Regions from separate parts of the Homo sapiens genome. Here region 1 is linked to region 2. The links are chromatin loops, found by intact Hi-C in ENCODE. Cell type or tissue: A673. All regions are shown on one strand. Links, peaks and the distances in the headings refer to the core of each region. The heading gives the core; the rest is flanking DNA.

Evidence for each region. Peaks named below come from ENCODE experiments on the same cell type or tissue, not always from the same donor. Only the 100,000 strongest peaks of a DNase experiment are listed, where the experiment ranks them.
Region 1: a loop joins it to region 2, with 10 times the contacts of the local background. A loop is called at or near these places in 27 of 110 quality-filtered maps.

The regions. Positions count from the first base shown.
Region 1 is chr10:96,338,670-96,341,587 of GRCh38, forward strand. No RefSeq gene overlaps it. Among named protein-coding and RNA genes, the nearest start is that of OPALIN, 19 kb to the right of the region's middle. In A673, for the core only: CTCF peaks have their summits at 1,811 (motif pointing left) and 2,014; a DNase peak (open chromatin) is centred at 1,812.
Region 2 is chr10:96,015,879-96,018,796 of GRCh38, forward strand. CC2D2B (coiled-coil and C2 domain containing 2B) reads left to right here. Exons shown (of 35, transcript NM_001349008.3): 30 at 323-436. All of the region lies in intron 2 of ENTPD1-AS1 (ENTPD1 antisense RNA 1), which reads right to left. Among named protein-coding and RNA genes, the nearest start is that of CCNJ, 26 kb to the right of the region's middle. In A673, for the core only: a CTCF peak has its summit at 1,505 (motif pointing right); a DNase peak (open chromatin) is centred at 1,523.

The sequences.
Region 1 (2,918 bases), core at 310-2,809, 320 kb after region 2:
AACAGGTTTAATTAGAAGATGCAGAGATTCCAGAGGGGATTTGGGTCCGTTCTGGAGCTTGTGGAGGAGGGGTGCTGCCTCTGGACTGGCTCAGCTCGGCTCAGTGCCTGCTCCTTCCCGGCCATCATACAGCTGGTTCCCTAAGCATCCCAGCACAGGACCACATAAAGGATGTATTCTCCCTGCCATCGTGCTGAAGGAAAGACAATGTCCTAAACCATCAAAGAAATATCTCCCTCTTTTTTCCATCTTGGAGCTTCTGTCTACACCTTATGGCTCAGTCTCTCTCAGGAAGTCAGTCTCTCTTGGCTTCTTATCTGAGGGCACCCAAGGGAAGGGAGGGAGCCCTGGCTGAGGGAAATTTTGGAACTCCCAGGCTCCAGACCCATTCTTTCCTCCTGCCTCCTCCAGGAGGCATAGACCCTTTGCCTTGAAGGGAGTTAACAGGTCATCTGTTCCAGCTGCTTCCGTGTCTTCAGCCTGCTAAAGAGCTGGGAGGCCCATGACGACCGTTTTCCCTTCCTTCCAGTCCCTCTGGGAAGAGGATATTGGGAGATACAATACCTTTTGGCTATTGTGACTAATGCTGCTGTGAACATTGGCCTACAAGTATCTGTTTGAGTCCCTGCTTTCAATCCTTTTGGTAGGGACCTAGTAATAAAATTGCTAGATTCAATGGCTATTCTATACTATGTTTAACTCTTTGTGGAACCACTGTACTGTTTTCCATAACAACTGCACCGTATTACATTCTTAACCAACAGTGCGCAAGCGTTCCAATTTCTCCACATCCTCAACACTTGTTATCTTCTGCATTATCTGTTTTATAATAGCTGTCTTAATGGGTGTGAAGTGGCGGGTGAAAACTTTTGCCCATCCTGGAACCCAAAGACAGTCCAGGCTGAAACTAACACACTGAAAGGGCCTCAGATGGTGTGTGTGCCTGTCACATCTTGAGTTGATGGCTAAAAAAAGCTGGGGACAACAAGAGGGTGGACAGCAGCCACCCCCACTGGCCTCAAATCCCAAAATCCACAAAGTATTCTAGTCTTTTCTGCTGCCCAGTGTTTCCCAGTTATGACATTCAAGATTATTCTAGGTAGTAAGTAGATGAATATTTTCATACTGATATAATCAATAAATATTTATTGGGTGCTTACCATGTCAGTCATTTTTCTAGGCACAGGGCATAGAAAAGATAACAAAACTGTCAAAAATCTCTGCCTGTATGATTATAAGCATAAAGCTTATGTTCTAGAAAGGTGTTTATTTGTGTTCGAAAGGTGTTAAGAAAATGGTTCCTTATTGATGGTAGTGATATAAAGCTTCCTTTTTGGAATAGGTTTATTTATATAAGAAAAGCGACTCAAGGTCAGGGAAATCATTTAGGAAATATTACCAGTGAAATGGGGGAGTGGCAAGAATGAGGAGAGAGGGACGCAGGTGGCTGACATTTGGGAAATGTGCAGGTGGCCTTGTCGCCTTCACTGAGCAACTCCCCAGCCCTGTTCTCTGGAGGTCCCCACCACACAATAGCCCCAGGAGGTCCATGCCAGAGGAGTTTCCCCATCAGAGAACCTCACAGATTCTAAATGCTACTTTCCTTATTTGAAAAGGCCTGTTGGAGATTCCACAAATGCCATGTCTTTTTTTTCTTTTTTGCTGTAAGCCAGAATTTTTATCAGTTCTGGACATGTTTTTTTTTTTTTTTTTTTTTTTTTTTTGCCGTAGGCCAGAATTTTTTTCAATTATTGTGGTGACTAGTTACCAGAACTCAGCCTTCGCCTGTGCCTCCTACTTTGGCAGCAGAGCGCCCTCTGATGGCTGACAGAAGAATCCTTGGAGGCAAGCACAGTATGATATAGCAGATCAAGTAGGAAGCAGATTATCTGTTAAAAACATTGGAACTATATGTAAGAAGCCATGGATCACCGATGCTCTATTTGTTCACTTTTTTCCCAGCCTTTTAAATCTGTGTTTTATTTGGGGTAGTTTTTATTGCTGTATCTTCAAGTTTACTAATCTTTTCTTCTGCAATGTCTAGTTTCATTAAACCTCTCCAGTATTTTATCTCACACATTATAGTTTTCATCTTTAGATGTATGATTTAGTTTTTAAAAACTATCTTCCATGCTTCTATTTAACATATTCAATTTTTCCTCTAGCTTATTAAATACATGGAATATAGTGTAACTGTTTCAATGTCCTTGTCTACTAATGATATCATCTGTGTCAATTTTGAGTCAGTTTCTATTAACTGAGTATTCTCCTCATTATGGGTCACATTTTCCTCCCTCTTTGCAAGCTTGGTAATTTTATATTGGATTCTAGACATTGTGAACATTGTGAATTTTTTCCTGGATATTTTTGTATTCCTGTTAATATTCTTAAACTTTGTTCCAGGATGTGGTTAATTTACTTGGAAACAGTTTGATGTGTCCTCATCTTGCTTTTGAGCTTTGTTAGGCAGGACTCATCTTACTTTTGAGCTTTGTTAGGCAGCACTAACGTAGTCTAATCCAGGGTTAATATTCTTCCCCACTACTGAGGCAATACTTTTCTCAGTGTTCTGCCTGATGCCTGGTGAATTATGGTGTTTTCTACTCTGGCTGTTTGGGAACAGGCACGGTTTGTGGCCTCCCACTGAGAGGCCTGGCCCATTAGAGCTTAGGGTATTGTTCCCTCTAATCCCTTTGTGTGGTTCTTTCTCCAGCCTTGGGTAGTTTTCTCACATGCATATGCTGATCAATGGAATAATCAAGAGGTCTCCTCTGTCTCTGTGCAACTCTTTCTCCAGTACTCTGCCCTGCAAATTCTATTCACCTTGGCCTCCATGGACTTCCAGCTCTATCTCACTAACAGCATGTGCAAAAGCCATGTGGTGCAAGGACCATGGTGTCAGAGAAAAGGCCCACGTG
Region 2 (2,918 bases), core at 227-2,726:
CCTGCTTGCCCAGGGCACTTTAATATTTGTCCTAAACAAAAACATCCCATTTTGGGTATAAATTGTCTGGTCACTCTATACAATATCTACATTAAGTGTTCTATAATAAAGGTGGCCCCAATGCTCCAAGTCAATGTTCTCTTCCTCTAATGCCCTAGCAAAGCTGGAGCTGTCTGCTCTGCTGTCAACTTAGCAACTTGGTAAAAATAAATGTGTTTGGAACTGGAGTGAGTACAGGTGCTCCGCATCAGTTGGATGCTTGCGTTACTCAACTTTCCCGCACTTTTCTTTTTTTGTTCCTATTGCTTTTGTTTTGTCTTAGCACTGCATCAGTTTAGCTATCGGAAATAAGGAGGAGCATGCCATCCTTCTCTGTAATTTCTTTCTGTATTTTGGAAAGAAGGCACTGGTCCTCTTGGGAACGTCAGTGTTAGAAGTAAGTGCTGGAGTTCATATTGAAATAATGTAAGCAAAAGGAAATCAGATTTCAGCTGCAAGTTTAGAAGACTTCAAACCCAGGTTTCCATCTCTTCACAAACTAATTTGGAATTTCATGGGCAAGCAATGATTAGTTAAGAGGATAATGTTGGTTCATCAAAATTTTTACAATGTAAAGACTGATTTCCTTTTGCTTTTCTCCCCTGTAAAAGAGTACTAAAAATAGTGCTACATCATAGGGTTACTGGGAATATTAAATTACTTAGTACATATTAAGTGACTGAGAGCAGCACCTGGACTCAATAAAGGTGGTGGTGATGGTGGTGGTAATGTAGTAATAGTTATAGTGTAGTTGTGGCAGCTGTTATCCATCGTTACCACCATGATCATCATATGGTTTTTGTTTTTATTTTTGTTTTTTGAGATGGAGTTTCGCTCTTGCTGCCCAGGCTGGAGGGCAATAGCGTGATCTCGCCTCACTACAACCTCTGCCTCCCGCGTTCTAGTGATTTTTCTGCCTCAACCTCCCGAGTAGCTGGGATTACAGGCACCCACCACGCCCGGCTAATTTTTTGTATTTTTAGTAGAGATGGGGTTTCATCATGTTGGCCAGGCTGGTCTTGACTCCTGACCTCAGGTGATCCACCCGCCTTGGTCTCCCAAAGTGCTGGGATTACAGGCATGAGCCACTGTGCCCAGCCCATCATATGTTTCTAATAAGTGTATTTTAAGATCTGTAAAAAAAACACTTCTCCTCATGCTCCATTGCTGAGGTTTTAATCTTATAAGAAGTGAGCCAGGAATTAATGTTTCCCTATCTGAAATGTTTACAGCTTAATTTATATGCTTCTTCTACATTTGTACCACCAGAAAGCTATCATTTCTGAACTGTTTCTAGCCCTACCATGAGTATCTTGCTAAGTGTCAGTATTTACAGTCTTGCCTTATGGTTTTTGTCATGATGATTTATTTCCCTGTATCCTCTCGGCATTGTTTATTATTTCATTGCCAAGCTTGTTAACTATTAATAGAAGTTCATTCCCTCTATATGATCTCCTGCCGTAGTTGTAAGTGCCACTAGATGGCAGTAAACAGTCAACAATATTTTGGCAACTATTAGCGTTAGTACCTGTGGACCAACACTGCAGGAGGTAGCCCTGCACAGTTTCACCTCAGCCATGGGGTTAAGGTAAAGCCTCCTCTTTACTATAAAGATGATGAGCACAGTGACCAAGAGCAAGGGCTGTGAAGTCGAGGAGAGCAGGCTGCACAGCGTAGTTTTAATAATATGGGTTTGGGGGACAGTCAGACACAGGTTTAAAATGCAGCAATTGCTGAGCATGGTGGCTCATGCCTATGATCCCAGCACTTTGGGAGGCTGAGGAGGGAGGATTGCTTGAGCTCAGGAGTTCAAGATCAGCCTGGATAACACAGGGAGACCCCACCTCTATAAATAAATAAATAAATAAATAAATAAGCCAGGCATACTGACACATACCTGTGGTCCCACATACTTAGACTGAGGAGGGAAGATCGCTTGAGCCTGGGAGGTCGAGGCTGCAGTGAGCTATAATGGCACCACTGCACTCCAACCTGGGCAACAGAGCAAGACCCTGTCACACACACAGACAAAAAACCCAGCAATGCCACTAACTGTATGATCTCAGCCTTGTTTACTTCTCTGAGCCTCAGTTACCTCCTCATGAGACAGGAGTAATGCCACTCACAGGCTCTTTTGACAAGGCTCTTAACCTCTGATTCTTTATATGAAAGATGGGCATAATAACCCTTCCTCCCAGAATTTGGAGTGAATGAAAGTGACAAAGTTAGTGTTAATTCTTAGCATAATATCTGATGCACATAAATACTCAATAAATTAAATAGTCTCATTATTATTATTACCTAAAAATTTTTATTCTTTGGTAGGATAGGCTTACACTACAAAAAGTCTTATCTTTCAGAGCAAAATAATAACAACATAATAACTACTTTTTATTCCTCAGACTGGTTTCCTGCATACTTCCCTTTAGCTTCTAATTGCAAATCTTGTTCCCAAATTTAATTTAATGGCTTTTTAACTTTACTTGGTTTTGTCAGAGCCTTAAGCCAGTTTCCATTTCCTATCTCTGCCTGGTGTTCACCCTCAGTCTCCAAATATATTCTAACCAAAGCAGGGATAGTCCATATAGCATCTTGTATGAATTAGACAAAAGTGCCCTACCTCAAAACACTGCAGTACTATCTGTTGGGAAACCCTTGTAATGCACTGATTTGTTAAAACAGCAGCTGTGTTGCCATCGGGGCACACTCTGCAGGACCATACATGACAGCACTGGCTCACAAGTTGTTTCATCTGAATCCTCATGCTAACCTGGGGCTGAGGATTTCTGGAGCTTTGGTTTGTTTTTTCTTTTTCTTTCTTTTTTTTTTTTTTATTTCAAAGAAAATGTAAAAGCCCTCAAAAAGGCTTTTATTTATTT